2 separate regions of the Homo sapiens genome follow, and region 2 is linked to region 1. Evidence: read pairs that join two places in POLR2A ChIA-PET (ENCODE). Cell type or tissue: MCF 10A. All regions are shown on one strand. Each heading gives the region's core, and the rest is flanking DNA. Links, peaks and the distances in the headings are about the cores only. Region 1 has its middle 74 kb from the start of LINC00330. Region 2 has its middle 20 kb from the start of LINC00330.

Region 1 (16,200 bases), core at 7,933-10,432:
AATAAAAAAGAATACACGATTGAACTTTTAGTGCTTACTATTGCAACACTTGACACTATATAGGCAAGTGTTAACAAAAGCAAACTTGCCAGGCATGGTGGCTCATGCCTGTAATCCCAGCACTTTGGGAGGCTGAAGTGGGAGGCTCACTTGTGCTTAGGAGTTCGAGACCAGCCTGGGCAACATAGTGAGACCCTGTCTTTATTAATTAATAAAAAGAAAAGAAAACTTATTTGGCTTACAAATACTCCAGCCCCTGTTAAATTAAGTGTAAATGGATGCACCACTTAGCTAAATGCCAAGAATACAAATAGAAATGTGACATGGCCTTTTTCCTCACTGAGGTTTATGTCCTGATGATTACCATTAGCTCCAAGTTCCTGCCTCCATGGTGCTCCTTTTCTTTGCACTCGTAGCTCTTCCTTCATTGATAGACCAGCATTAACCCACATGTGAAGCTCAGTCCCTTTTCTTGATTGACAAATACACACTCACACACAATATCAAGTCAAGGCCTTGCATGGTGGCTTGACTGAAAGTTTAGGGAAGCAAATGAAATCTACTTCAGTCATCCCTTCTCTACCCACTCAGAACAGCCTAAAAAATCTACCATTTTTCTTACGCACAGCAATACCACTCTCTTGAAGCTCAAACCCAGAGTTATTTCTAGGCCCCTGTTTACACATCCAAGGATTTAGCAGATGCTTTGAGGTTTCACTTTAAAGAGTTGTTAGGGCTGGGTGCCGTGGCTCACACCTGTAATTCCAACACTTTGGGAGGATGAGACGGGCAGATCATGAGGTCAAGAGTTTGAGACCAGCCTGGCCAACATGGTGAAACCCCATCTCTACTAAAGATACAAAAAATTAGCTGAGCGTGGTGACACGTGCCTGTAATCCCAGATACTCAGGAGGCTGGGGCAAGAGAATCACGGAGCTTGCAGTGAGCCAAGATCGTGCTACTGCACTCCAGCCTGGATGACAGGGTGAGACTCCGTCTCAAAAAAAAGAAAGTTCTTAGACAAGGGCCATCTTCTTCCCCAGCCTCTATGTAGAGTGAGAGGTGGTTTTACGCTAAAATAGAATACGGGTATGAATATAAAAATATTTACACACAAATTCAAACACACATACATTGTTAGTGAAAAATGGCACTGTGGCCTATATTTTGTTGTCTGCTCTTGTTCATTATAACAAATAATTTTAAAGATCTCTAGTGTCAACAAGTGTGGTCCAAGACATGATTTTTAAAAAATGGGTACATATTATTCCATGCTATGACTATATCATAATTCTCTTTTGTTTTGTTTTTTTTTTGAGATGGAGTCTCACTCTGTCACCCAGGCTGGAGGGCAGTGGTGTGATCTCGGCTCACTGCAAGCTCCACCTCCTGGGTTCACACCATTCTCCTGCCTCAGCCTCCCAAGTAGCTGGGACTACAGGTGCCTGCCACCACGCCCAGCTAATTTTTTTTTTATATTTTTAGCACAGACCAGGTTTCACCGTGTTAGCCAGGATGGTCTCGATCTCCTGACCTTGTGATCTGCCCGCCTTGGCCTCCCAAAGTGCTGGGATTACAGGCGTGAGCCACCGCGCCCAGCCCTATCATAATTTTCTTAATGTAGTTTTGACATTTAGGTAGTTTTCAGTGTTTCACTATCATAAATAATTCTCTAGAGGACATCCTTGGGCCTATATACTGGCTCCCTGTGTCCCTGGCACCCATAACAGTGGCTGGCATAGTAAATGGTCAATAAAATATTTGTTGAGTGAATGAGTGAATAGTGAATACATCAATTCAATTTCCATTCCCTTTGCTAGTGTTTATTTTCACATTCTGTATTAAGTCCAAAGATTTAAAAATTTTTTTTTTAATTTTTTCTTTTAACAGACCTAGAGCTCCCAACAAAGATTTTTTAAAAGAAAACATAAGGCAGGGCACGGTGGCTCACACCTGTAATCCCAGCACTTTGGCAGGCAGAGGCAGGCTGGTCACTTGAGCCCAGGAGTTTTGAGACCAGCCTGGGCAACATGGTGAGACCCCGTTTCTACAAAAAATACGAAAATTAGCCTGGCGTGATGGCGTGTGCCTGTAATCCCAGCTAGTGGGGATGCTGAGGCTGGAGAATCGCTTGAGCCCAGGAAGCAGAGATTGCAGGGAGCTAAGATGGCACCACTGCACTCCAGCCTGGTGGATAGAGTGAGACCTTGTCTCAAAAATAAATAAATAAATAATTTAAGAAAATATAAATAACTATACCTATCACAGAACAGTGTAAATTGAGGTCACAGTTTCAATATGCAGAGTTTCAGTTAACACAATATTGTGTAAAGCAAGCACTGCCTGTATTACTTTGCTTCCTTAGTTCAAAAGTAATGCATGTTAAGTGTACAGAATTTGGAAAATGCATTTAAAGAAAAGGAAGAAAGGTAAAATCACCTGTAATTACCGCATTATTCAGAATTAATCACTATGACATACTGATACTTGTTCTTTTAATCTTTTTTGTGCCAATACTTTTAATTTTATTTTTACAAAAAGGAAGGAATAAATATTGTACGTAGTGTTTTGTAATCTGCTGTTTTTCATTGAATAGATATATTGTGAACACTTTCTCATATAATTAAATGTCTTTATTTTATATACTTTTTACCAGGTTCTTAGAGTTAGAGATTAGATTAGAACTGATCTCCGATTCTTGATAAAGGACATTTTTTTCTCATTTTCCCCATTACAAACAGTGCAAAAAATTCTGAAATCTTATTGATGTATACTTTTTAATCATTTTCAAATGTTGTACTATAAAGATGCATTCGTTTATAAATTGTTAAAAACCCTAAGTACACCCTAAATGATAGTTTAGTTTTGGAAAGTAGATTGCAGAAAAAGCAGATGGGTCTTTTTCTTTTTTTTTGAGGCAGAATCTCGCTCTGTCACCCACGCTGGAGTGCAGTGGCTCCATCTCGGCTCACTGCAACCTCTGCCTCCCGGATTCAAGCAATTCTTCTGCCTCAGACTCCTGAGTAGCTGGGACTACAGGAGCGTGCCACCATGCCTGGCTAATTTTTGTTATTTTTAGTAGAGACAGGGTTTCACCATATTGGCCAGGCTGCTCTCAAACTCCTCACCTCATGATCCACCTGCCTCGGCCTCCCAAAGTGCTGGGATTACAGGCGTGAGCCACCACACCCTGCCAGGGACTTTTTCATGTCTAACTTGGTACATTTCTATGTTGTTCAGAAATTTTGACCTGGAGTGGTGGCTCATGCCTACAATCCTAGCACTTTGGGAGGCCAACATGGGAAAACTGCTTGAGACCAGTAGTTTGAGATCAGCCTGGGCAGCAAAGTGAGACCTGTCTCTACAAAAACAAACAAACAAACAGAAAGAAGGAAAATTTTTCCAAGAGTGTATATTAATTTTATAATTAAAAATAAATGCTAAGAAGTGTTTTAAAAATCTAACTGACACAGTTTGGATGTCTGTCTCCACCAAATCATGTTGAAATGTGATCCCTAATGTTGGAGGTGGGGCCTGGTGGGAGGTGTTTGGGTCATGAGGGCGGATTCCTCATGAATGGCTTGGTACTGTCCTCTGGATAGTGAGTTCTTGTGAGATCTGGTTGTTTAAAAGTATATAGCACCTCCTCCTCTCTCTCGCTCACGCTCTCTCCGTGTGACATGCTGGCTGCCCGTCGCCTTCGTCATGATTAAAAGCTTCCTGAAGCCCTCACCAGAAACAGATGCCAGCACCAAGTTTCCTGTACAGGCTGCAGAACTGTGAGCCAAAATAATATCTCTTTTCTTTATAAATTACCCAGTCTCAAGTATTCCTTTTAAGCAACATAAACACAGCCTAATACGCTAATTTATGCCCAGCACCCAGGTCTTCGTTTCTAACACCATTCTCCAATAAAAGGAACCAGGGCTCCTTGGAAAAGTGGCCAACTCTAGGATTGGGGCAGGAAAAATGCAAGATGAGCCTGGAGCGTCTCATGGTGCTAGAAGTAAGGAAGGGCTCAAAGAGCAAAAGTAAGGAAGGGACACCTTCAAAGGGGCACAGGAGATAGCCTGGAAGAGCTCCTGGTGGCCAAAGCTGGAACAATACAAGCAGGAAAATATAGGCACTTCCCTACTTATGATGGTGCCACTTCCGATTTCAACTTTACGATTGATTTATTGGGGGTATTAAATGCATTTTTGACTTAAGATTTTCAATTTACAATGGGTTTGTTGGGACATAACCCTATTGTAATTTGAGGATCATCTGTAAATAGTATTGGATTACAAACCCAAAGTATAAAATAAATATCCAGGGGTCCATCTTAATATAAATAAGCTATTGAAGAAATAAATACATGGGGCAGGGGGAGGAGGGGAAAGAGACAACTCTTCTGTGCAGAAGAATTCCAAATAATTTCCATAGATATTCCCCCTCCAGGGGGCAAAGCTCAGCCCCCCTCCCACACTTGCCACCATACACACATTTTGAGTGTGGGAGCTTGGCTTAGGGACTTGCAAGCACTACCTGGATCAAGGTCAGCATCCACAGTGATGAATCATGTTAACAGTAGTTACCCTTGATATAAGGTGATGAAAATGGCACTTCGCCTCTGTGGTCTTTCTTCTTCCCCAAAACACTGTCATCCAGCCAAGTCATGAGAAAACACCAGACAAATCCCAGTGGAGGGACTTTCAACAAAATGCCTGTCCAGCACTCCTCAAAACTGTCAAGCTCATCAAAAACAAGGAAAATATGAGAAACTGTCACAGCCCTAAGGAGAGACTAGGAGAGAGGACCACCAAATGCAAGGTGGGATCCTGAATTAGATCCTGAACAGAAAAGGGCGTTAGTGGAAGAACTGGTGAAATCTGAGTAAAGGCACTCAGCTGTGGCTGCCTTGCCTTGGCTGGAGTTTAGCTAGCAGTACTTTACCACCATTGGCTTCTTACTTTTGAGAAATGTACTATAGTAATGCAATATGTTAACCTCAGGGAAAACTAGCTGATGGATGGGTAGGAACCCTTGTACTATTATTTGCAACTTTTCTGTAAATATAAAACTGTTTTAAAATAAAAAGTTTATTTTAAAAAAGGAAAAATACTTCCATCAGTAAAAATGCCATCAGCAAGTATCTTTGTATATTAAAAATAAATTAAATGTAGTTTTAGCCTTTTAAATTATATTTAATCATGTTATTATAAACACTACAAATTAGAATAATTTATTTAGGCCCACACAGTCCAAAGTCTAAATTTTTAATATTGTATCTTTCTCCTTCTTCAATAGGGCTGCCCACAGCTGTGCCTGAGAAATCTTGGCTTTACCTATAAACCTGTCCCATTTCCCTGGGGCTTCTGGTGTTGCCAGAGGCTCCATCCAGTGTGCTGTGTCTTGGCTATCTGGGGCTCCCAAAAGCTGTAATAAAGCCTAGGTATATTTTGCCAGGAAGCCAATGATACTCTGAATCCTTTGCATTTCAATTCTACCTTCTCTCATTCAATCAGGTCTAGTCAGAGCTAGTCTTAAGGATTTTAGACTATATCCTAAGGGCAATGAAAAGCATTTGAAGGGCTTAGTAAGGGAGATGTATAAAGAGAGGAGTAGGAAATAGAAGGGAAAGGGAGGGAAAATGACTTTAGGGAGTCATTATAGTAGTCTAGACCAGAGATGATGGTGGCTTAGACCAGGATGCTGACACTATGGGTAGGAACTTCTGATACCAATTGTTATTAATGATGATAATAATAAACATTTATATGATCCTTTAGAGTTTTCAGTGCAAACACTTTCACATTCTTCGCCAATTAATGTTTACAACTCTGGGGAGAATTTCCATGTTGCAAATGAGAAAAACTGGAGCCATAGAAAATTAAGTGAATTGCTCAAGGCTTAAGGTAGCATAATTTTAACCCAAGCGTTTTGATTCCAAATTCAATGCGTTTTCCAGTGACCTGGCTGCCAGATTAACGGTGAGATATATGTTAACAGTTTGATCTTTTGTTCTTCGGGTTAATGGTTTTCAAAAGAACTATACTTACAAGCTTAAAAATACAGATTCCTGAGCACCACTCTCAGAGATTCTGACTGAGTAGTTCTGGGGGTAGGAAGCATCTGGAACTCTGCAGCCAGCTGGGGGATGCAAGGAAGGGGCCCATGGACCACAGTCCCAAAACCAGCACTGCTAAGGTTCTTTGCTTGCTTTCCCAATTTCCATGCATGAGTAAATACTAAACCTGGGGAATCGTTCTCCAGGTGCATATCACAATGATTTAAAAATGAATATAGGTTTTTAAAAACTATTATTTTAGTGGTCATCTTTTCTAATCTGGATAGCATTAGTGCAATGGACATAATGCTTATGTTCTCTCCCGACCAATTCTATATGTTGAAATCCTAACCCATAAGGTGATGGTATAAGGAGCTGGGGGCTTTGGGCAATGATTAGGTCATGAGAGTGGAACTCTCATGAATGAGATTAGTGCCCCAGAGAGCTAGCCTCTCCCTTCCACCATGTGAGGGCACAACAAGAAGGTGCCATCTGTGAACCATGAACCAGGAAGCAAGCCCTCATCAGACATCAAATCTGCTGATGTCTTGATCTTGGACTTCCCAGTCTCCAGAATTGTAAGCAGTAAATTTCTGTTGTTTAGAAGCCACCCAGTCTAAGGCATTTTGTTACAGTAGCCTAAACAGACTAAAACAATTAGCATAATTGCTTTGAAACTATTTTTGCTGTTTAATAACTACCTTGTTCCTTTTACTCCTGTCCTGCCAGAAGCTTCTCCTGTGACCACTGTCCACATGCCTGGGCCCCTCTCCTTGTGGCTCCCCAGCAGCTGGCCTCTGAGCCATGGTGAAGGCAGTGGCCTCCAGTCCTCCACAGCCCTCGACCCAGAATTGCTTGCCACACAGCTGCCTCTTCTCAATAGAAACCTCAGCTGATACACAGAGTCAGTGCTGGAGTTTTTGTAGCTCTAGAGAAAAGGGGCCAGGAGAGTCTGGTTTTTGTATTTCCCCATCTTAAAGCACCCCAGCCAAAAAACTGCAGGTGGGGGCTTCAGTGCATCTGTCATTCTTCCTTTAAGAAAATAACTAAGTTGTCCATAATCACTCCTTGTCTTGTTTGGCCTGAATAATGAATTTTCTTTCTATTTTGGTTATCTTTCTGGCACATTTAAAATGAGATGTATATCTTTATATAACTATTTTTTGTTACTACTCTATTTGAAGGTCATTTAAGACATGTGGTTCACTATTTATTCATTTTATCTACTTTTTAATCACAAACTGAAAATAAATATCCAGGCACTTGCAACTTAAGTTAGAAAAGAGAGGCCCTGGCTAAAGCGGTTTCAGTGCTTTGAAGAGCAAAACCGCAGTGACCCAACAAGGCTTTTTTTCTCACAGTTGGCCTCGGCCTCCACGGGCAAACCCTAAAGTTCCTGTCTCTTCAGTTTCCATAGGAATATTTTACTGGAAGGTAGAGTCAAGAACCTAGAGAAAACTGGTGATGGCTTCTCAAAGTCCCTCCCAGAGACATGGCCTCAGCAGGAGGTATGGGGGAGGGGGCAAATTTCCACTTCACCCAAAGGAGCCCTGGGCTGCCCCCGCGTGGTATCTGCCAACCCCAGGAGGGGCATCCTCCTCTCTTCGTGTCAGCTTCATGGGTCTCCGGAGGGTGGAAGCTGTGGATGTATACTGAGTGCCCACTATAAGCCAGACACTGCAGAACTGCTTCAGACAGCCTGATGTTGCTCAGTCACAGACATCTCTTTCTTTCAAGCAGATGGGGCTACATATGGCAGTCACCAGCTGTGGTTACCTTGGTGGTTGGTACTATCTAGGACCCCTCAGCTTCAGGGATCTTATACCCCACAAGCTGGACTAGGCAGGGTTTCCTGATGACGCCCCAAAGATCACAACTCCTTTTGGCCAGCAGTGCCCATTGCTGGGGGCACCAGGAAACTCTGCTTCCATGGGACATGATTGGCTGTTACAGCCCACCGTTCCCTGCCCCCAACCTTGGGTTTATCTGAGAACTGATCCCAAAGTGTTCTCCTCTTATAGCATGCCCCTGAGAGTCAGGAAATATTTCAGCTCTTTCTCAGGCACTCCCCACCTTAAAGGATAGGACCAGAGGGGGCCTTTACCTGTCCTTCCCAAGGTGGGAGTGATGGTGCAACATTCCATTACTCTACAGCAGCATGGCCAGGCGGGGCAGCAAACCTTGTTCACTCCAATGCAATGTGCTCACTTTTGACCCTTTTGAAAACCCTCCTGATTCAACTTGTGGGAGAGAGGAGCAGGCCCCTCTATAGTCATCATCGTACAAACAACACGCTCCTGATATTAGGGGACCTGGCTGCACCCTCCACATGGACCATCTTCTGGGAAGGTGAGACATCCATCTGCTTTCATGACCTTTTTAGACAGTGGGTCAGTGGGAAGAGGGGAGGACCCAGGATTGGCCTGAGCTGCTTCTAAGGACAGCCTGGAATCAACATCATGACTCCTCAGGGGTTTGGTGTACTTGGGTCTAACCTTCTAGGGGGTTTAATCAGAGAGATGGAACATGCAGGAGGCATGGGATAGTTAGGATTTCCGAACAGAGGAACATTCACCACAGGCAGGTGGCTTCATGGGGGTGGGGCCTGTCTAGGCCATCAGGGTGGAAGCAGGACCCCTCTCAGCAGCCGAGGGAAGGGTATGGTGACCAGTTCCTGCCCTCCAGAGAGAGAGAGAGAGAGAGAGAGAGAGAGAGGTTATTCCAGCAAGGAGGAGGCAGATTGTCAGGCCCCAAGCCAGGCAGCTGTGGTTTGGGGCAGGGTTCCAGGGCCAGCAGGGAGCTGGAGTGCCAAATGGGAGCTGAGCAGGCACCCAGTCATATGCCAGGCTTGGCCCACAGGTAAGTTTAGACAGCAACACTCTGGGGCAGGACATCTGGGTGCCAAAGAGCTTTCCACAAGCACCTGGATCCTGGCCTTGGAGCAGCAAGACTGAGTCCCCATTCACCCCACTAGCAGACAAGGGCCCTAGATTTTGAAACAGCCAGGCTTGTGTAGCATCAGCTCAGCTACCTAGCAAGACAGAGTGAGTGTGCAGATGCCCTGGGGGATATGAGATTACCATACCCCAACCTCCTGCCAGATTCTTTCCTGTTATAGGCAGCCATTCCCATAACCTGAAACAGATGAGGTCTTGCAAAGGTTCCTAGCGGTTTTGTTTTGTTTTAAATCTCTGAAATATATATACAAAAAGAGACTATAGACAATAGATATGTACTTCTATGCATACACAGAGATACACTCACATATACAGATAGGTCTCCTATACATAGTAGATTAATCCCTAAAAAGTTATATTTAAATTTAAATTCTTTTTTTTTTTTTTTGAGACAGAGTCTCACTCTGTTGCCAGACTGAAGTGCAGTGGCACGATCTTGGCTCACTGCAACCTCCGCCTTCCGGGTTCAGGCAATTCTCCTGCCTCAGCCTCCCGAGTAGCTGGGACTAAAGGCACATGCCACCACGCCCAGCTAATTTTTGTATTTTTAGTAGAAGCAGGCTTTCATCATATTGGCCAGGTTGGTCTCAATCTCTTGACCTCTGATCCGCCCACCTCGGCTTCCCAAAGTGTTGGGATTACAGGCGTGAGCCACCGCACCCAGCCCTCTAAATTCTATTTTTATAAACAATCCTTACTTGAAATGTATCAAGGCAACTTCTCCAGATGAATTTGTATGCTCTCTTGCATTAAATAATGGCACATATGTCGCTTTTATTCCCTTTTATATTTTATTTATTTATTTATTATTATTATTTTGAGACAGAGTCTCACTCTGTTGCCCAGGCTGGAGTGCAGTGGCAAGATCTCCGCTCACTGCAACCTCTGCCTCCTGGGTTCAAGGGATTCTCACGTCTCAGCCTCCCAACTAGCTGGGATTACAAGCATGCAACAGTACGTCCTGCTAATTTTTGTGTTTTTAGTAGAAACAGAGTTTCACCATGTTGCCCAGGCTGGTCTCGAACTCCTGACCTCAAGTGATCCGCCTGCCTCTTTTCTATTTTACTGCAGAAGCTCAGAGCTAAATTTCATACTTCCTTAGGTTAAGTCTTCTAATATAATTGTTTTCTTCTTTCCACCTATTTTGTGACTTAACTTTTGTCCATAAGTGCTTGATGTAATAATTTTATGGTTATAACATATCACATGCAGTTTTCACTGATTTGGGAAGTGAATAATGTATAATAATGAGTTGAATTTTTCTAGAATCTTAAAAGTATGTATCAGGGAAGTTTGTCAATTGATGGATTACTAAATTCTGGAAAAGCAGATTAATTCTATTGTAATAAACAACATCCTGTTGTAGAAGCCACCGGGAGAGAGTTGGGAGTGCAGGATTCACCATCTATGGTCGTGTGTGGCAGCGTGTGTGCTAGTGGGTTGGAAGGGATTTATTCCGAAGTCCCCTGTGACAGCAGGGAACCACTGGTCTCCAAATGTAGGCTTACTTTGCCAGCGTCTCTCACTTGGCACCTACTGTCTCAGCCATATTTCCAAACACACCTAGGAATGTTGGCCACATCCTCCCTGGGCAATTCGGACAATGGCTTTGTAGTCCTTTATCTGACCCACTTGGTCAACACGGCGCCTTGACTCAAAGATATCAGAGGAGAGAAAGCCCTGCAGTGTCCATGAGTCCATTCCTCAGGGTGGGGCCGGAGTGAGAGGCAACTTGATCTGCCCCTGCCAGCCCTGGGGAGAAGCAGTGATGAAATCTCACCTTTCCACCCAGCGCAAGCCGTCGGCACTGGCTGTCTCAGGAAGACCGAGTTTAGTTTCTCATTTAGACATCTCTCCTTTAACTTATCTTCTTCCTCACTGTGTTCTTGGAGTTAATTTGCTAAGATGGGAATGTGTGTTTGGGAAATCTCTCAGCAACATGTCAAGTGGCCAGTGGCTGATGTTATTAGCCCTGGTCCAGGGGTGCAGGCTGAAGCTTTGCCTGGGAGGGGTGGCATCTAGGAGGCTCTGCCAGTCCCTCCTGCTACGGGGTGAGACTACGAAGATGAACGACCCTCTCACCCAGTTCTCCAGGCAGGCGCCATTGTGTGGAGTGAGTGGCATTAAGGCTTCAGTCAGCATGAGATGAAGAATGAATGGACAAAAGGTATCTCCCGTCTCAAGCAGCCCGTAGGCACTCGGCACGTGTCCTCAGGCCTCATTTCATAGCACAGAAAGGGAAAGTCCTAGAGACAACCTGGAAATTGTCCTAAAATAAGTGGAGCACTGACATGGGCGAAGGGATTCAATTTTCTTTGTGTATCTTTTGAAGGGCAAAACTAGGACCTGTGAACACAAGTTAGAAGGAAACAAAACTGAGTTCAAAATAAGGAAGGCTTTTCTGTCCCTTAGAGTTCAAAAGTAGATTGGTCCCACAGATACCTAACTAGATAAACAAAATGTGACATACACACACAGTGGAATATTATTCTGCCTTAAAAAGAAAGGAAATTCTGACACATGCCACAACATGGATGAATGTTGAAGACATTATGCTAAGTGAAGTAAACCAGTCACAAAAAGACAAATATTGTGCAATTCCATTAACATACAGATAATATATGAAGTGTCTGGAGTAGTCAAATTCATAGACACAGAAAGCAGAATGGTAGTTGCCAAGGGCTGGAGGAAGATGGAATGGAGTGCTAGTGTTTAATGGGCAGAGAGTTTCTGGGAAGATGAGAAATTTGGGGAGACCAACAGTCATGACGGTTGCACAACAATGTGAATGTACTAATGCCACTGAACTGTACATTTTTAAATGGTCTGGGGCCAGGCACGGTGGCTCCAGTCTGTAATCCCAGCATTTTGGGAGATGTAGGAGGGAGGATTGTTAAGCTCGGGAGTTTGAAACCAGCCTGGGCAACATAGTGAGACCTCCATCTCTACAAAAAAATTTAAAAACTTAAAAACAAGCCAGGTGTGGTGGTGCACACCTGTAGTCCCAACTACTTGGGAGGCTAAGACAGGAGGATTGCTTGAGCCAGAAGTTTGAGGTTGCAGTAAGCTATGATTACACCACTGTACTCTAGCTAAATAAATGGTTAAACGGTTTGGCTGCTGCTGAGCTGTAAGCTAAAATAATATAGAAAAAAAATTTTTAATGAAAAAAGGAAAACGAAAAAAATGGTTGCAAGGGTAAATTTATGTGTGTGTGTGTGTGTGTGTGTGTGTGTGTGTATCCACAATTAAAAAAACAAAAAACCATGTGATTGAACATTCAAGGTCCATGGGGCAGTGAAAGAGAAGTGGCAATTAGCCAGCTGATCACCTTAGCATGAATGTGACTCTCTGGTAGTTGCTGTTGGTTTCATTTTGGAGAAACAGTGCCAGCTACCACAATCCAATGTGGAGAGGAAGAGGCTCCTTACTCAGAGTTTTAAGGACAGTTAGAAAATAGAGGCAGAAGGGCAAGCTCCCATAGGAAGGGAGAGTCACCACATGCTGAGAGATGCAATCTCATTTGCTTTCTGCTTGGAGTCTCATTTTCCACATTGGTAAAATGGGAATAATATCTACTTTGCAGAAAGGAGGAGTCATCAATGAAAGCACCAGCCACATAGTGGTCACCCATGAAAAAGCTCACTGTCATTGTTCTCTCATAATATTAATTTTTTTTGTTTTACTATTTTTTTTTTTTTGAGACGGAGTTTTGCTCTGTTGCCCAGGCTGGAGTGCAATGGTGCAATCTTGGCTCACTGCAACCTCTGCCTCCCAGGTTCAAGCGATTCTCCTGTCTCAGCCTTCCGAGTAGCTGGGATTACAGGCATGCACCACCATACCCGGCTAATTTTTGTATTTTTAGTAGAGACAGGGGTTTCACCGTGTTGGTCAGGCTGGTCTCGAACTCCTGACCTCGGATGATGCGCCCACCTCGGTCTCCCAAAGTGCTGGAATTACAGGCGTGAGCCACCGCTCCCAGCCTGTTTTACTTTAAAAACATATTTTACCATGATTTGTTTGTCCATGATGTGGTTCCTGCCAAACCCGTCGTAGGAACCAGGAAATGGAGTGGATGCTGCAAAGTACATTTTCCTCATTGTGCGCTGACACATCACTAAAACACCGCACTCTTTTAGACATCCTGGAGTGTATTACAAAAGGAAGGGTGATTTCTTGTTTTAGTTTCGTTGAGACCACCCCCTCAGAAGCACATCAGTAGCAGAGCTGAGACTTGCCTCTTGATCCGGGAGACCCTTGGCATCGCTGCGTGCTCGCTAAATTGTCGTCAGCTCTCACCTAATTGCCTCAATGGGAGACTCTTCTGGAAGGAGTCCAAGGGGTATCTCATCAGCGTTCTGCACCTCTGCCAAAGGACAATTGGGAGAAAGAGGCCAAAGCCCACAAGGGGAGATGAAGGCAGCAACTCTTTTTCCTGACTAATCTATCAGCACTTCGATGCTGGCGGGGGGCTCCCCTCCCAACCACCCCCTGCACACCTGCCTGCTGCTGCTCAAGGCAGAATCGATAAGCTGGAAGAACACAGTGAAAGTTCCCCAAGAACTTGAGGAACAGAAACACCTTGGGGACACCTCGAGTCCCCAAGGATTTGAGGAACAGAACAGAAATGTCGACCTGCCACTCTGCCTCTGCAACTGCAGTTTGGGGCCGTGGAGGTTCATGCCCCCCAGGCACAGAAAGGGCGATTTGGGTCTGTTTTCGGGTCAGCATGAAGTGCCTCCGCCCACTTCCTCACCCCCACTGAGGTGCATTTGGCAGTACCTGGAAGTGACAAGAGTCCATAGGTGAGGGCTGTCCAGCCTTGGCCCACAGTGCTCCTGGCTTGGATTTAGCCAGGTCCTCACCGCCAGAGGCTCAGCTCGGCTTGTTCTCACTGCCTGCCTCTTCTCAGACGGAGGTAGTAGCAATGTTTGGGGAGATGGTGCTCCACTGTAAATCTCCGATAGTCCGGACATGCGCCTCACCAGATTCCTCATACCTTGCCCACAGCTTGGTGTTTCATGTTAAAGGTCTACCTAAATCCACTGACAACGGAAACCCAATTCAAACGTATTTAAGCAAAAACGGGTAATTATAGGCTCTTGGGAAATCTAAGGATGAATTTTGGGAGCTGGATCCAGGAGCCCAAATCATGTTATTATAATAGTTGTGGTGTTATGATATATATTTGTTTTCCTCCACAGTTCCTGGTTCATTGCTTCCATAGTCCCCTTTACAGTCTTTTGTTATAATCTTGAATGTATTAGGCCTCAGGGGCAGGCCCCAGGAAATCTCAACTTTCTCCTGTCCTCATTTCACCTACCCCAAAGCAAGACTAATCTTTCCCCACCTTTCTGATGGTGGGGCTTAGGACCCTTCCCAGACAAAACATTGCAGGAAGAATGTTGACATCACTCAGCTTCCACAAAAACTCAAGACGGGCTGGGCACAGTGGTTCATGCCTATAATCCCAGCACTTTTGGAGAGTGAGGAGGGAGGATCTCTTGAATCCAGGAGATAAGCCTGCAGCAAGCCGTGATTGCACCTCTGCACTCTAGCCTGGGTGACCACAGAGCAAGACCCTGTCTCAAAACAACAAAACACCAACCAAACAAGAGGACTGGGTTCAGGGAGCTTCTGGATAGCTGAACATGTGAGGTTCCTGGAGGGTGGTGCACCCAGGAAGGGCATGGAATCTCCATGCCCCTTTCCGCATACCTCACCCTATCTGTATCCTTTGTAATATCCTTTATAAGAAACCAGTAACCAGCCGGGCATGGTGGCTCACACCTGTAATCCTAGCACTTTGGGAGGCCGAGGCAGGTGAATCACCTGAGGTTGGGAGTTTGAGACCAGCTTGACAAACATGGAGAAACTCTGTCTCTACTAAAAATACAAAATTAGCTGGGCATGGTGGCACATGCCTGTAATCCCAACTACTCGGGAGGCTGAGGCGGAGGCTGAGGTGAGCCGAGATCATGCCATTGCACTCCAGCCTGGGCAACAAGAGCGAAACTCCGTCTCAAAAAAAAAAAGAAACTAGTAACCAAAAGTGTTTCCCTGAGTTCTGTGAGCCAGTCCAGCAAATTATTAGAAGGCAAAGAGGGAGTCGTGGGAACCCCAATTTGAAACTAGTTGTCAGGAGTTCCTGAGGCCCAGACTTGCAACTGGTGCCTGGGGGTATAGGGAGCAGTCTTGGGGACTAGGCCCCCAATTTGTGGGATGTGATATTATCTCCAGGTCGATAGTGTTGGAATTCAGTTGGAGAACACCTAGCTGGTGTCTGCTACTTGGTGTGTGGAGACAAAAAAAAACAATATTTAGTCACAGAAATCCTTTTCTGTGTTGATGTGTAATCGCCCAAGGGGTTCACCTATCCCACTGCCCAGATCAGTATAGGGGAGTTGCAATAGAGAAAGAGAAATTCACGCAAAGCCGGCTGTGCGGGAGACCGGGGTTTTATTATTACTTAAATCAGTGTCCCTGAGCACTGGGGGAGCAGAATTTTTAAGGATAACTTGGTGGGTGGGGGAAGCCAGTGAGCCAGGAGTGCCGATTGGTCAGAGATAAAATCATAGGGAGTCGAAGCTGTCTTCTTGCGCTGAGTCAGTTCCTGAGTGGGAGCCAAAAGATCAGATGAGCCAGTTTATTGATCTGGGTGGGGCCAGCTGATCCATCAAGTGCAGGGTCTGCAAAATACCTCAAGCACTGATCTTAGGAGGAGTTTAGGGAGGGTCAGAATCTTGTGGCCTCCAGCTGCATGACTCCTAAGCCATAATTTCTAATCTTATGGCTAATGTTAGTCCTACAAAGGCAATCTAGTCCCCAGGCAAGAAGGAGGTCTGCTTTGGGAAAGGGCTGTTACCATCTTTGTTTAAACTGTAAACTAAGATTCTCCCAAAGTTAGTTCAGCCTATGCCCAGGAATGAACAAGGACAGCTTGGAGGTTAGCAGAAAGATGGAGTCAGTTAAGTTAGATCTCTTTCACTGTCTCAGTCATAATTTTGCAAAGGCGGTTTCAGATGGTTGTTGTGGTGTGAGAACATATCAAAAACACAGTATTTTCCTACATAATAGTTTACCTTAAATTTGTAACCATCCAATGGGTCCTCCTTGCCCACTGCCTAGACAACTGATTTATCAAGACAGAACTGCAACAGAGAAAGTTTTTAATTCATGCAGAGCTGGCTGTAC
Region 2 (16,200 bases), core at 5,590-8,089, 57 kb before region 1:
GGAAAGTTGTAAAGTTTCTCAAGTGTTTTGCAAATTTGTTGGTGTTTTGTGAAGTGTTAAACAAAATTTATAGGAGACCATTGATTTGGACTTAGCTCCTGCATTACACCCCAACAGACCAAACCAAAATGGAGTCACTGATGCTAAATTTCCACTTCACCAAGCTGAAAGTAAATTGTTTTAAGTGACCTTCTGAGAAATCAGGTGGGAGAGAGAATAGCCAAGTCTCCAAACAGGCCAGTTTTGGCCAGATGATAAGGAAGTCTTTTCCGCTTTAATACTTCCAAGGAAAGTAACCTGATGTTAACCAATTCATTTCCTGTATTATGCTGTTTCCTTGTTCCTGCTCAGCTGCTTTATAAAAGCTAGTTAATCTGCCATGCCTGGCATAGCACCTCTTTATTTTTAGACGAGATGCTGCCTGATTCATGAATCGCAAGTAAAAGTCAATTAGATTATTTAACTAAATTTGTTGAAATGTCTTTTGAGAAGACATGAATTTTTTTGGTGGGGAGGGTGCAGGAGGGATGTAGCTTTTATTAGATTTTTAAAGGCATCTTGTTTTCAAACAGGTGAAGAATCTTTCCCATACAGTGAGACCACTGAGTGTGGCTACTCACTCAAGCCTTACTCAGCTTCATTTCACTTCCAAGTTTTGATCCAGGAACTGGGACCTGTGAGCATAGAGGGAGAGAAAGCCCAGAAAGTACAGGAATTAATGGAAACAAACTCCAGACAGAGCAAGGGGCCAGCTTCTGACAGCTTCCTCCTTTTTCTGTCCTGCTAAGTGAACATAGTATGCCAAGGAGAAGTGGAGAGGCTGAAAGGCCTGTTTATTTCACAAGGGTTGTTCTTTTGTATGTACCACACCAGGTGCATAACCAATGTATACTAAGTACTTTTCAGGAGGCTAATTGATGAAGGGACTCTTTCCAAAGTTTCTGCTTGGGTCTCAAACACTAAGTCATCCAAAAGCAAGCCAAATGCCCTTTCTCAGATGTTGCTTCCTGCTTCTGATTATAATCCCCTGTGCCAAGCTTACTAATTGGCGTGTTTGCCTTGAGTTCCTTTTATTCTAAGCACTGACCACATGAAAAGCAGGTCAGTTCTAACAGGACTGCAGTGCATAATTGCTACTTTGGCTTCCCAGTATCTGAATCCACTTCCTGGTTGTGGAGAATCCTCCATTCTTATAAGTCGGAAACAGGCCTTTACCTTCCACTAAATAAGACAGAATGGAAAGACGATGTTTCCTCTCCCATCCCTCTGGCATCAGGATAAAGGCACACGACCTGTCTGGGCCAATCAGACACTCCCACCAGGTACTTTGACCCTTGAGGGACACAGAGGCAGACAAATGATCAGATTTGATTCACAGCCATGGCATGGATTTAGCAATGACAGCTGTGTGGCTTTAGTGTCCAGTGGTGGGGCCGTGTGTAAGTTGGTGGTGGTAGAGCTCTGGCAAGCTAGTTTCTACAGGCTAGCTTCCCTGGATACCTGCTACTTTAAAATCATGTTTCGCCAGCCCTTCTATCCATGTTGCCAGCAACCTGATATCCTTCCAACAGATACCTTTTTACATAAATCAACCTGATTTGGTTTCTGTTGCTTGCAAACCCTGAACAATATAGGAAAAGAAAAAAGATAGTCTCCCAAGCCCTTTGAATAATCTTTACCATGAAGCATGGGTAGAAATGGAGGTGCCAGCCCTTGAAATGACTCCTGTAATGGTTAATTTTATGCATCAATGACTGGGCCACAGAATGCCCAAATATTTGGTCTAATATTATTCTGGGTGTTTCTGTGAGGGTGTTTTTTGATATGACTAATGTTTAAAGTAGATTGTCCTCTGTCTTAGTATGGCCAAGCTGTTATAGCAAAGCACAATAGACTGGGTGGCTTATAAACAGCAGAAACTGGTTAGGCATGGTGGCTCATTCCTGCAATCCCAGCACTTTGGGAGGCCAAGGTGGGTGGATCACCTGAGGTCAGGAGTTCAAGACCAGCCTGGCCAACATGGTGAAACCCCGTCTATACTAAAAATGCAAAAAATTAGCCAGGCGTGGTGGCAGGCACCTGTAACCCCAGCTACTTGGGAGGCTGAGGCAGGAGAATTGCTTGAACCCAGGAGGCAGAGGTTGCAGTGAACTGAGATTGTGCCAGTGCACTCCAGCCTGGGCAACAAGAGCACAACTCCATCTCAAACAAAAACAAAACCAGCAGAAACTTATTTCTCACAGTTCTGGAAGCTGGAAGTCTGACATCAGGGTGCTGGTATGGTCAGGTTCTGGGGTTGCAGTACCTCTTCTGGGTTATAGACTGCCAACTTCTTGTATCCCCACATGGTGGAAAGAGAGAGAGTGCTCTGGGGTCTCTTTTATAAGGGCACTAATCCCACTCATGAGAGTGCCACCCTCATGACTTAATCACCTCCTAAAGGCCTCCCTCCCTCCTGATACCATCATCCTGGGGGTAAGGATTTCAAAATATGAATTTTGGGAGGACACAAACATTGAGTCCATAACACTTTCCCAAATGTGGATGGGCATTATCCAATCAGTTGCAGGCCTGGTTAGAACAAAAAGGCTGACCTTTCCACAGATAAGAGGGAATTCCTTCTGCCTGGCTGCCTTTGGCCTGGGACAGCTTTTTTTCTGCCTTTCGACTCAAACTACACCATCAGCTTTCCTGGTTCCCAGGCCTTCAGATTCTGCTGGAACCAAACCATTGTCTCTCCTGGGTCTCCAGATTGCTGACTCACCCTGCAGATCTTGGGATTTGCCAGCCTTCATAATCATGTGAGTCAATTCCTTATAATAAATCTCTTTATATATCTCTATATATCTCTTTCTACATCTCTATATATCGCTATCTATATATATTATCTTCTATTGGCTCTGTTTCTCTGAAGAACTCTGACTACTACAACTCTCCATTGGACTGCTTTGTGAAGCTGTCTATCTGGCTGTTAGGAAGGCCTAACAGTCTAATGTAGGGGGATCTCCTGGTGGGTAGGGTGCAACATTTCAGACTGAAGTCTCCCCTACAAAAAGGCATGAGCCACTTGGGAAAAAGGTAGAGTTGCTGTCCTGACCTTCTGGCTAAGTGCTCCCACTCTCTCTTCTCTTCTCTCTCTCTTTGGTGATAATGTTGATAGAAGATCTTTGTGCAGACAGTTTTCTTAGAATTTGGGCTGTTTGACAAGAAGTGTTTTCTCCTTTGGGCCTAAAAGTATTGTATATATTTCTGTCTCTTCTTTTTGAAATGAATCTTTTAATGCTTTGAAAAAATGCCAACAAAACAAACAAAAAAATGACAAATACTTATTGTTAAAAGAAAAATTCAGAGACTATCACAAAGAAAGTAAAAATCACCTGAATATTTTAATTACATATTTCTTTCTAGACACATTATCATTCATTCATTCAATACATTCATTCAACCGTGAAGGCTTACTATAGCCCAGAGGATTGATTTTCAACAAAACACACATGATCTTGGCCTTGCCCTATGGAGCTTATGGTTTATTGGCGAAGACTGACAGTCATCAACAGGTGCCACATGGCCATGTCTCCCACATGGGTGGACAAGTACACAGGACTCAGGTCTTACAGCTTCTAAAATGAATTTCTTGTTTATAACGCTGCAAAGTCATCTTCCTTCTCAAATATTTATTAGGTCCCACATCACCAGGCAGCAGACTAAGATTAGTATTTTCTCTTATCTTCTCCTAGATTATTTTTTAATTGCAAAACTATGCGAGATGGTGAGAAAAATAATAAAAGCTATCCAAGCCATCTCTGTTACCTTAGTGAGTTGAATTATCTGACTCTCAGCAATGTGAATCTGCACACCTATATTTTGTTTCACCCAATTCCCTCTGCAGATCCTACACTTGTCCTTAGTTTTGTTTTCTCTTCTTTGTTTGTTCCTTTGATGAGATGGAACAATCTAGCCATTTCAATATTGAGTAATGTGATCTGGGCCCCTGGACAACTGTTCCTAGGCACCGCCCTGAGAGGGTGAGCTGTCTGTGAAGGTCCTCTGGCCATGTCCTGAGCTTCTTCACTTTTAACAAATGCCTACTGATATGGTTTGGCTATGTCCCCACCCAAATCTTATCTCAAATTGTAATCCTAATAATCCCCATATGTGAGGGAGGATCCTGGTGGGAGGTGATTGGATCATGTGGATGGTTTCCCCCATGCCGTTCTTGTGGTAGTGAGTGAGTTCTCATGAGATTTGATGGTTTTATAAGCATCTGGCATTTCCGCTGCTTACACAGTCTCTCTCTCTCTCGCCTGCCACCATGTAAGATGTGCCTGCTTCCCCTTCCACCATGATTGTAACTTTCCTGAGGCCTCCCCAGCCATGTGGAACTGTGAATCAATTAAACCTCTTTTCTTTATAAATTACCCAGTCTTGGGTATTTCTCTTTTTTTTTTTTTTTTTTTTTTTTGAGACAGAATCTCACTCTGTCACCCAGGCTGGAGTGCAGAGGTGCCATCTCAGCTCACTGCAACCTCTGCCTCCTGGGTTCAAGCAATTCCTCTGCCTCAGCTACCTGAGTAGCTGGGACTACAGGTGTGTGACACCATACCCAGCTAATTTTTGTGTTTTAAGTAAAGATGGGCTTTCATCATGTTGGCCAGGCTGGTCTTGAACTCCTGGCCTCAAGTGATCCACTCGCCTTGACCTCCCAAAGTGCTGGGATTACAGGTGTGAGCCACTATGCCTGGCCGGGCATTTCTTTTAAGCAGTGTGAAAATGGATTAGTACACCTACCAACAACTGTAATTATTTCATATAGGCCTCAGTATCTAGCCTAAAGCCCCACACCCAGATGTCCTTTTTGAAAGAAACCATATAGAGTGAATAGGGCCATACAAATTAAGAGGGAGGTCACTGGGGCAAATAAAAGCATATTTAAATAGGAAAATGGAGTCTCATATAGACATAATCCCAATCCTAAATATTTTGAACATAGCAAGACAGTAAATCATTATTTTTTGGTCAAACAATTAAACCTTATGACAGGTTACATTCTTAAAACAGAAGTCCCACTATTATAATTTGTGCTCATGAAATAATCTAGAAAGAGACTACTGTCAAAAAGAATGTGTATGGAACCAGAAATTGGGAAATCTAGATTCCACTGCCAGTCTACTTTTCAATAATTTATTTCATGCATATAACCAAGTCCTTAATCCAAGTTATCCACATTTTTGGTAACTCTTTGTCTTGCTTTGTTTTGTTTTTACTTCTAGAATGGGAGCAATGACACTATGTTACCGTTATCAGAGGTAGGATAATATATAGAAATTTGGAAATATCACTTATGATAGTGCTTGAGAAGTAAAAATTCCTAAACCAAATCGCACTATTTGCTATCAACATTCTAGACAGTTAGCAAAACCTAGCACTTATCTAGCATATAACAGAGAATTCAAAATTGTATTCTGCAAGTGTTCAAACTTGTTTTTGGATCCTTTATGGAAAAGACCAACTTCTTAGAGAGGCCAAGTATTTACTTGAACTTTAAAGAGGTTCATTGTGTCTAAGTGTTTGCTTTTCTGGGAGAAGTAAGGAATTTAGGCTACAAATAAAAATATTTTTTAAAATCAGCATGGACTTTAGCATTAGAGAAGACTGGCATTGGAGAATGGGTCAAAATTCAATTCCACTATCTTATTCGTTTGTATTACATTGGGTAAGTTATTATTTAATTTCTCTGAGCCCCAGTCTCTTCACATGTAATGAGAATAAAAGTAGCCTCCTTATAGATGGCAGGAAGGATTTGCTGACGTCATGTTTATAAATGCCTGGTAGGTTTCCTGGCACATACTGGTGTGCAATGTCTGTTGGTTCCCTTTTCTTTTCGTGCATGAGGAGTTTTATTTGTTTTGTTTTGCTTTTTGTTTTTTTTGTTTTGTTTTGTTTTGTTTTTCAAGATGGAGTCTCTCTCTGTCGCCCAGGCTGGGGTGCAGTGGCGCGATCTCGGCTCACTGCAACCTCCACCTCCTGGGTTCAAGCAATTATCCTGCCTCAGCCTCCTCAGTAGCTGGGACTACAGGTATGTGCCACCATGCCCGGCTAATTTTTTGTATTTTTAGTGGAGACAGGGTTTCACCATGCTGGCCAGGCTGGTCTCGAACTCCTGACCTCATGATCCACCCGCCTTGGCCTCCCAAAGTGCTGGGATTATAGGCGTGAGCCTATATGAGGCCTGGCCTGTATGAGGAGTTTTTAAACAACACTAGAGACTTAACCAAGGATAATAGGAGAAATATTGGTCTATGGGTAGAATTAGGTGCTGTCTTAGTTCATTTGTGCTGCTATAACAGAATACCCGAGACTGGGTAATTTAAAAAGAACAGAGATTTATTTCTCACAGTTCTAGAGGCTAAGAAGTCCAAGATCAAGGCGCTGTCAGGTTAAGTTGTCTGGTGAGGGTCCAATCTCTGCTTCTAAGATGGTGCCTTGAAAGCTGCATCCTCCAGAGGAGAAGAATGCTGTGTCCTCACATGGCAGAAGGCAGCAGGGCAAAGAGGTAGCTTCCAACTGTTACAGGGACTCCATCAAGTCCTTTTATAAAGGATTAATCCCTAATCCCATTCATGACCCACATCCTCCAATACTCTTGCATTAAAAATTAAGTTTTAACATGAATTTTAGAGGAGACAAAAACATTTAAACCATAGCAGATGCCAGATACAGATATAAGTCTGTAACTTGAAAAAATGTGATATCAATGAAAGGACTAATCATGCAACACAAATAGCTAATATTGCTAATAAAGTAACATAATTAGCTAATATTAGATAATATTGACCAACAAAGAGGAAAATTTAAATTACATTTCAGAAGTTTATAAAAATGAAAAATTTTTACAAAAAAGCTAACTTTTAATACTGAGGACTAACAGAAGCTATATATATATATATATGTTTAGTTTCTTCACTCTAGGCTTCATTGAACTGACTGAATAACCAAACGAAGTTCTTCACTTTTCTTAACTTAGCCTCCAGAGGGGAGAATAAGGGGTTCATTCTATTTTGCTGGGCAGTCGATGCCCTGTGTTTGGGGATTCTTGGACAGGAGACTGGTACATCTGAAATATTGCTGTTGACAGAAGTAAATCAAACATTAAAACCTTCAATGCTCTGCTCATCACTTCATTTTTTTAAAAGTGGCATAGGGCATTTCTGGTGAAATGTAACACATAATTCACTGTAAATATCTTGAAAATTATTTTCATAAGATAAAATATTATTTCATTGTGACTGCCACTCTTATTTTAACATTTTACTTGGAAGACAACCCTCAAATCTACCAACCAAAAAATAAATGAATTGGTCTCTCTTTGGATAGATAAAAAATAGAAGAATTAAAGGCTAAAAAAATGACCCAGGGGAAAAAACTACCTATTTCCCTCCTAAATCTTAAACTCCCCAAGCTATGAACAGCAAAGATTAGCAGTGAGCAGGGAGGCATGGCTAGGGCTGCACACTCCATGAAGCCAGTGGAAACCCCACCCCTTCTGAGGTGGGACAGGAGCTCCCCGTTCTGCTGCAACTGCCCAAACCGCAGCTGCAGACCCAGACCTGCCTCTTGCTCTATGGAGCAGGCAGGAGCCCCGCCCTCCTGGGCCCAGCTACAGCCACCCAAACTGCAGCTGTGTATCCGAGCCTCCCTGTACTCTTGGGGGAGCTGGGAACAGGCAGGATCTACCCTCCTAGGTGTAGCAGTGTAGCTGCAGCCTTGGCACCTGTGGCAGCAGACCTGGGTCTCCAGCTCCAGGAAGCAGGCAGGAGCTGGGGACAAGCGGGAGTCCTGCCCCTTCAGAGTTGGCAGGGCAGGAGCTTTGGGTGCAGCTGTAGCCACCCTCCCAGGTGCAGGACCGAGGTATCTGCGCAGCCTGCACCCTCAGGTGCCCCAGGAAGGACCCCACCCCCATCCCTGCAGGCTCAGGGGTGTCTGCTCCCACTGCCTGGCCTCTCTCTGCTCCCCGCACCCACTCCGATCTCAGAGCAGGGTTGGGGCCAAGCCCTGGAACCATGAATGGCAGCTGGAGGCAGACAGAGTCCTGGGTGGAAGGGGCTGGGGGTTCCCAGTAAGGCCCCACCTTCAGGCCAGGGAGGGCCTGAAGGTTGGGGGCCAAGCTGCCAGTCCTGCGGGCTGGAGTGGGGACTCATGGTGCCTCTTCCGGGCCTGCCCATGGCCACCCATGGACCAATCTGCAGGCACTTCCTTCCTCTGAGGTCCATAAAAGCCCTGGGCTCAGCCAGAACAGGCCAGAGGGTGGCTAGAGGGCAAAAAGGTCAAAGAGACTACGGACAGGATGAGCAGCTGCAGAGAGGAGTACCCTCTCCACTGAGAGCTGCAGAGATGACTGACCAGCAGAGAGGAGCTACCCTCTCTGCTGGGAGCTTCAGAGACCTGCAGAGACTTCCAAATGACTCGGCTGTGGAGAGGAGCCACCCTCTCCAGGGCCTCCTCTCTGCTAAGAGCTGAACACTCAACTGGACTGGATGGCCTGCCTACAGAGAGGAACTACCACTCCTCTCAGCTGTTCTAACACTAAATAAAACCCTTCTTCTTCACCCTTCACTTGTCTGTGTACCTTATTCTTCCTGGATGCAGGACAAGAACTCAGGCAAAGTTGTCATGGCCACAGAGGTTTCCGGCCAAAAAAAATGGACACCCCAGAGATCCTATAACAGCAGGAATACGTGGTTTTGATGGCATTTGTAGGGCATCAGATAAAACAACATAGTTCTCTTTTCTGGAATTGGTTACTTTAAACATATAAGTTCACACTCTTCTCAAGAAAAAGCAGAGAAGTAAAAAAAGAAGCTGTAGCTCTGCACCAGCCTCCACCTCCCACCCCACCCCAGCAGAGTGAAGGTCTTGAAAACCCTAAAGGCCATACTGAAAACATGCACACCCACAAGAAGATGATCTGGAGGCCGTCACGCAGCCCGAGGCTCCAGGTATTCCTGGGCTGAGCTTTACTTGCCTGAGTACCCCTAGACAGGCATGTTTGATCACCAGTGTCAGCATCATGCTTCCTCAACCACGGAGCCCACCATGAAGACAGAAGACAAAACCATACTGGGATTGATCAAGTGTGATCAAGCCAACAAGCAGGAGAGCAAGCAGGGTCTGAAGAAGCTGGTGGCACTGATGTGGTCTGGGCCGGAGCAGTAGACAGAAGGCAATGGAGAGAAGATGTCAGGCCAGCCCTGACTGCATCACACTGGGTGCCATCAACACAGGTTAGTCACATCAACACAGCAGGCTTGTCCTAAATATAATGCATTTTTTCCACTGGAGAAGGGAGATAACCCTGACCTAGCCTAACATAATAAGATAAAGCCTAACATGCTTACCAGACCTGAAATTTCCAATTGCTGGTCAAAGCTAGTGGCCAGGAATTTCATGGGAAAACAAAAAACTGGCTCTAGGCTCTTTCTCAGATCCACTACTATTTAGTTAACTGAACCCAGATGGTAGCTTCCAGAGTCAACTCCATTTGTCCAGAGCTGATTGAGTGACAAGAGAGCTAAGAAGTCTCTGCAAAGCATGGGCAATGTAACCTGAGGGCCTGTATGAGGAAGACAGGAGTGCCTGCAACTTTCTGGTCAAGTACTGCTAGTGCCCAAGTCACCCAGAATCATTTGACCTGATTTTCTGTGTTGGATCTCACCCCCTGCAGAGATAGGGGATTCTGTGGTGTCCTGACCCCCATCACTTGTCTCTACCATCTTTTTTTCTTTCAGGGCTAATGTTTCAAGGCTGCCTTATTAAATTCCAGCCTCTGTGTGCTTTGTATGCATTGCTTCATTTAATCACCAGCCACCCTGTGAGGTAGGTACTACGGTTAACTCCATTTTAAAGATGAGGAAACTAAGGCCTAGAGGAAATAAGGCCCTCACCCAAGCTGCTCCGTTAAAGGGACAAAACAGGGATGCTGATCTGGGTCAGTTTTAATCCAAAGCCAGCGCTTTTAACCTCAACACGGTATTGGCTTCCATTGACTGCTTCTTCATTTTGAATTGAAAAAGACATCTGATCCAAAGGAAATGAAAACAGAAGGAAACAGCCATGAATGTGTGCCTGAAGTGCAGGGTCGTTAGTGGGTACAGGGGAAGAGGGGAAGGGGCAGCAGGTCTGTGAAAGAAAATGCCGTGGTGATTTTCCCCGATGATCCCCTGCTATGGTCATTACAGCAGCCACCAGCAGACAGCTGCCAGCAACTGCAGAGTGAACTATGAAAACCAGGGTGGAGACCTCAGATGCTCAGTACACCAGAGAGGCACTCCTCATTTCCATACTGGGAGAGCTCTCTCCCCAATCTGCTTTCTTCTCCAGATTGGGTTTGGCAATGTTGGCTGGCCCCTAGCTGTAGTTGATACCACCTAAACTCTCGGTGATCGTATGCGTGGGCAGCCTGGAACTTGCAGGCAGACGGTCAAGTTAGCTGCCTTTGAGTCTCAGCTCTGCTCCTTACTAGCTGTGTGTCCTGGGGTTGATGTCTAAATCTCTCTGAATTGTCTCATTATTTAAAAATGGCAACAATAATCCCTACCTTGCAGGGCTGGTGAAAGGATCAAGTAATATAACGAATGTAAGGTGTTTAGCATAGTGTCCAGTACATAATGTGGTCCGATCTGATCGCCATTCTTTTTTGTGTGAGCAGAAACGAGATCTCACTGTGTTGCCCAGGCTGGCCTTGAACTCCTGGACTCAAGCAATCCTCCCACCTCAGCCTCCCAAAGTGCTGGGATTACAGGTGTGAGTCACTATGCCTGGCCACCATTCTTATTTCATAGATTTTTTAAAAATTAATTTGTAATATGGTTTTCCCCAACTAAAGAATTTCATACTCAAGAATGGATTATATGTGCCTTCTAATCAGAGTACAATACTACTGATGCATTAGTTTGCTAGGACTGCAGTAACAAAGAACCACAGACTAGGTGGCTAAAATAACAAGTCTATCTTATCACAGCGCTGGAAGCTGGAAGTCCAAGATTAAGATTTAGGCCGGGTTTGTTTCTTCTGAGGCCTCTCTTTCACCTTGCAGATGGCCTTCCCTCTGTACCCGTATGTGTTCTAATCTCTTCTTCTTATAAGGACAGTAGTCATATTGGATTAGGTCCCACACATATGACCTCATTTTCACTGAATGACCTCTTTAAAGGCCTTATTTCCAAATACAGTCACATTCTGAGGTGCTAGGGGTTATGATTTCAACATACAAATTTAAGGAGATACAATTCAGCCTGTAACAACATGTGTGGTATTTTTGCCAACAGTACATATCAAGTCAAGGAAATACAGGACACAGAGGAAATTGTTTAAAGTATCATGGGGGAAGTTATTAGCAAAATCTAGGAAGTGAAAAACTCTACAGGACAAATAACCTGGTCTGAACAAATTGCAATTGCAAGGAAAAATAGGATGGTGAAACCTAATGACTAAAAGAAACTTCTGAGACCTAGTAAGCAAAAGCTAGGTATGGACTGCATCTGGAGCTTTTTTTGTTTTTTTTTAGATGGAGTTTTGCTCTTGTTGCACAGGCTGGAGTGCAATGGCATGATCTTGGCTCACTGCAACCTCCACCTCCTGGGTTCAAGCAATTCTCCTGCCTCAGCCTCCCAAGTAGCTGGGATTACAGGCATGTGCCACCATGCCCGACTAATTTTTTGTATTTTTAATAGAGACGGGGGTTTCACCATGTTGGCCAGGCTGGTCTTGAACTCCTGACCTCAGGTGATCCACCCACCTCAGACTCCCAAAGTGCTGGGATTACAGGCATGCACCACCGCGCCTGGCCTTGCATCTGGATCTTAACTGGAACAAACTAACTTTTTTAAAAAAAGGCACAACATTTTGAGATAATCGAAGAAATTTAAACACTGTTTTGATATTGATATTAAGGCATTATCATCAATTTTGAGGTGTATTAATGGTATTGTGGTTTTGTGTTTTAAAAGAGCCTTATTATTTGGAGATACATGCTGAAATATTTATGAAAGCATTAAGAACTCTGGGATCGGCTTCAGTGTGGTGCAGGGAGGGAGGAATAGGGAAACTAGTGTGATTGTAGATGAAATAAGATTGGCCATGAATAAATAACTGTTGAAACTGGATAATGAGTTTGTTATAATAGGCTTGCTACTTTTTACATGCTTCAAACATTTTATTATAAAATGATTAAAATATATGGAGAACATTTTTCTATGTCTTTAAATATTTTTCTACAACATGAAGTTGTTAATGTGGCATTCCATTGTATGGATGTATTATAACTTATTGACATAATTTTTTCATCGTCAAACTGTTAAAGGGTTTTTTCCTTTTGCTATTAAAGATATGCAAATCACTGTACACTCTCTAATTGTTTCTTTAGAGTGGATTCCTAGAAATGAAACTGCTGAGCCCAGAAGCAGGCTTGTATTCATGGCTTTGGTTCCATGCTGCCAAAATGCGCTCCATCAGTGACAGCCCCTTTTCTCTCTTCTTCGCTAACAGTCCTAGGCTCTCTCCTGCATTTCCCATTAGTGATGTAGGACATACAAGCCAAGCTCCAGAATTGATCCTGCTGGAGAGCAGTCCCAAAGCATCTCCTGAAAAGAGTCTACTGAAAATGTTCCCTATTTGTTTGATGTTTTTCTCTATTTTCCTTTCTGATTTTTTTTTTTTGCGATATTTATTTATTTATTTATTTGAGACAGGGCCTTGCTCTGTCGCCCAGGCTGGAGTGCAGTGGCACAATTTCGGCTCACTGAAGCCTCAACCTCCCAGGTTCAAGTGATTCTCCTGCCTCTGCCTCCTGAGTAGCTGGGATTACAGGTGTGCGCTACCACACCCGGTTAAGTTTTGTATTTTTAGTAGAGAAATCATTTCACTATGTTGGCCAGGCTGGTCTTGAATTCTCGAGCTGAAGTGGTCCACCTGCCTCAGCCTCCCAAAGTGTTGGGATTACAGGTGTGAGCCACCGCACCCAGCCTGTTTGATGTTTTTATTTCCTTAGAATGTGCTATAAATGTTATTGATCATGCTTTGGCTTTGCCCTAGAACCTTCATCATGGGAATGGCAAATAAAACCACACCAACTAACCGACAAGACTCCTTGTTTGATGTGATAAGAGGATAGGGAAAAATACATTAACCCAAAGGACCACAGTTGCAAGAAACTTACACTAAATATGAGAAGATAAACTATTAAACACAATTATCAAGCATAAAAACTGGTGTCAGCCTAAAGAACAAGAGGAATTATAAACCCTAGCTGAAAAAAAAAGAGTGAGCAGCAAAATATCTAAGTAAGTTATTCCCCAAGTTAGACAATGACTCGGCCTCATGACCCTGCTTCTTCATACAGTTGGCCAGAGGTACCTTAAACAGACAGATCTGAAGCCTTGTTTATACACGATATTTGTGTTGGTGTTTTCTAATTGTGCAAAGGACCAGAAGAACACTTACCTTACAACAGCTTAGTTGGTAAGCTAGAACAACCATGGACTTTAGCCTAACCTTGCATATCTGAGGTTCCATCCCAGCTCTACCACCCATTGGTTGTGTGACCTTGTTCAAGCCACTTATCAACTTCATGTCTGAGTTTACTTATTTGTAAACACGGATAATAAAACCTACTTCATGAGGTAGTTGTGAGAGTTGAGCAAATAAGTATTTGTCAAATGCCTAGCACAATGCTGGGAATACAGCAGAAATTTCAGAAATGCTGACTGCATATGGTGAACTACTTTTAAATAAATCTTCTGTGCTTCCATAGAATTTTCTTCAAATGGTCATTAAAACTCTATTATATTGTCCTATGATTGCTTGTTTCCATTACATTGTCTTATTCATCTGTCCTTGGGAGCATATACTTAGCAAAACTTTTTTGCTGACTGAACAAAATTCAAATTCCAACATCCACAATAGTAAATATATAGTTATTGTCAAATGTCCTAGAAATTACAAGAGAGCTCGAGCCATCTAGTTAGCCAAGGAATGTTTGTTGGTTTATGTGTTTGGGAGGCAATATTCAAAAGTGCTGGAAGCGTGGCCTTTGGGATCACAGACCACTGTTTCAATCTTGGCTTCACCATTTACCAGCTATGTGCTCTTAGACATGTTTTATAGCCTTAGTAAGTTTCTTTCTTCTTCTAATAAATTAGATGTAATTTATTAGATGTAATAAATAGGTCTAATTTATTAGATGAGGAAAGGGAAACTTACAAAGGTTATAAAACATGCCAAGTAGTATGTGCCCAAGTAGTAGTAGTACCTTCCTCTTTTGGTTACTGCAAAGATTAAATGGGATGGATGCAGCAAAGACTTAGTATATAGCATGCTGGCATATAGCAAGTGTTCAGGAAATGCTATATAGTATTTTTAAAATCTTTTTTAAAGACTTTTTTTTGGAGTAGTCTAGGTTCACAGGAAAATTGAGGAAAGTGCAAGCTATCCCATAGGCACCCTGCCCCCGCACATGCCTTGCCTACTCTATTATCAATGTCCTTCACCACAGAGGTACATTTTTTACAAGTGATGAACTTACATTGATAGGTAGTGTTATTACTGATATATTACTGATAGGGACAGGAGGCAGGGAAATTCTGGTCAGAAGAGGGTGGGTCCCCATCAAGGGGCCCACCCTCAAGCCTGGAACCATGGCCCAAAGTGAGAACAGGATTTTCTGTTTTTCTGCTCAAATGTTGCCTTTTTCAAAACCACCCATGGCCCACCCCAACCCCCATCCTGTGCCCATAAAAACCCCAGGCTCTGCTGTCAGAGAGAGGAGAGGAGAAGAGAAGCAGCTGGACTTCGGAGACTATGGCTGGACATCAGAGAGAAGCAGCTTGACTTCAGAGGGACAGCTTGATGGTGTTGCTTCAGAGAAGAGTCCGGCTGGCCAGGGGAAGATTATCTTCCTGCTCTGGACCCTTTTCAGCTCCCCTTCCCACTGAGAGTCACTTTCATCAGCAATAAAATCTCCCACGTTATCATCTCCAATTTGTTTGTGTGACCTTATTCCTCCTGGATGCCAGACAAGAACTTGGGTGCGAGTGCAAAAGGCTGCTACACTGACCCTCCACTGAGCTATTAACACTTCTGCCATCATGGATAGCAAAGTTAAAAGACCACTGACCGTAACATTCTTTCTGGGGCTTCAGGGGTCTCGGGCATCCTCCTAGATGCTGCCACAGGGCCACATGAAATTTTGCTCCTGCCAGTGCTTAAAAGTGCTTGCTGCAGCTCCTGCACCTGCTTACCTGTGCTCCCTATCCCGTGTCGGGTGGAACACAGTGGAATCTGCCCCTGCTGGCACCAAAGTGGCCGGCTAGTTCTAGTGCCCGTGCACTCCAGTTCCTGCCCACAAAGGGGTCAGGGAAAATTTCCTGCTTCATTACTATGAGAAAAAAATGAGTTAGGGATCTTACGTATTAAAAAAATAATAATAATGTGATGTAATTGCTATCTTCAAGAGGATTGTAGGTTTATTAGGGAGATAAAACAAATAAACACGAGTAAATAGATAATATGTCCATCTATGGTTAAGCATTCAATGAATAGAACAGAGAGGAATTCTCAGCCGGGCACGGTGGCTCACGCCTGTAATCCTAGCACTTTGGGAGGCCGAGGCGGGAGAATAACGTGAGGTCAGGAGTTCAAGACCAGCCTGGCCAACATGGTGAAACCCCATCTCTACAAAAATACAAAAATTGGCTGGGTATGGTGGCTCACGCCTGTAATACCAGCATTTTGGGAGGCCAAGGCAGGTGAATCACCTGAAGTCGGGAGTTTGAGACCACTCTGACCAACATGGAGAAACCCTGTCTCTACTAAAAGTACAAAATTAGCTGGGTGTGGTGGCACATGCCTGTAATCCCAGCTACTCAGAAGGCTGAGACAGGAGAATCGCTTGAACCTGGGAGGTGGAGGTTGTGGTGAGCCGAGATGGCGCCACTGCACTCCAGCCTGGGCAACAAGAGCAAAACTCCGTCTCAAAACAAACAAACAAACAAATAAACAAACAAAACAAAAATTAGCCAGGCATGATGGCAGGTGCCTGTAATCCCAGCTACTCAGAAGGCTGAGGCAGGAGAATCACTTGAACCCAGGAGGCGGAGGTTGCAGTGAGCCGAGATGGCACCATTCCACTCCAGCCTGGGTGACTGA

What was found. ChIA-PET counts read pairs that join two places held together with the same protein. Peaks named below come from ENCODE experiments on the same cell type or tissue, not always from the same donor. Only the 100,000 strongest peaks of a DNase experiment are listed, where the experiment ranks them.
Region 2: POLR2A ChIA-PET joins it to region 1 with 5 read pairs; 3 of 35 experiments call an interaction of 5 or more read pairs at or near these places.

The regions. Positions count from the first base shown.
Region 1 is chr13:44,727,192-44,743,391 of GRCh38, reverse strand. No RefSeq gene overlaps it. Among named protein-coding and RNA genes, the nearest start is that of LINC00330, 74 kb to the left of the region's middle. In MCF 10A, for the core only: no CTCF peak of the experiment used is centred there; a DNase peak (open chromatin) is centred at 8,951.
Region 2 is chr13:44,781,914-44,798,113 of GRCh38, reverse strand. No RefSeq gene overlaps it. Among named protein-coding and RNA genes, the nearest start is that of LINC00330, 20 kb to the left of the region's middle. In MCF 10A, for the core only: no CTCF peak of the experiment used is centred there; no DNase peak of the experiment used is centred there.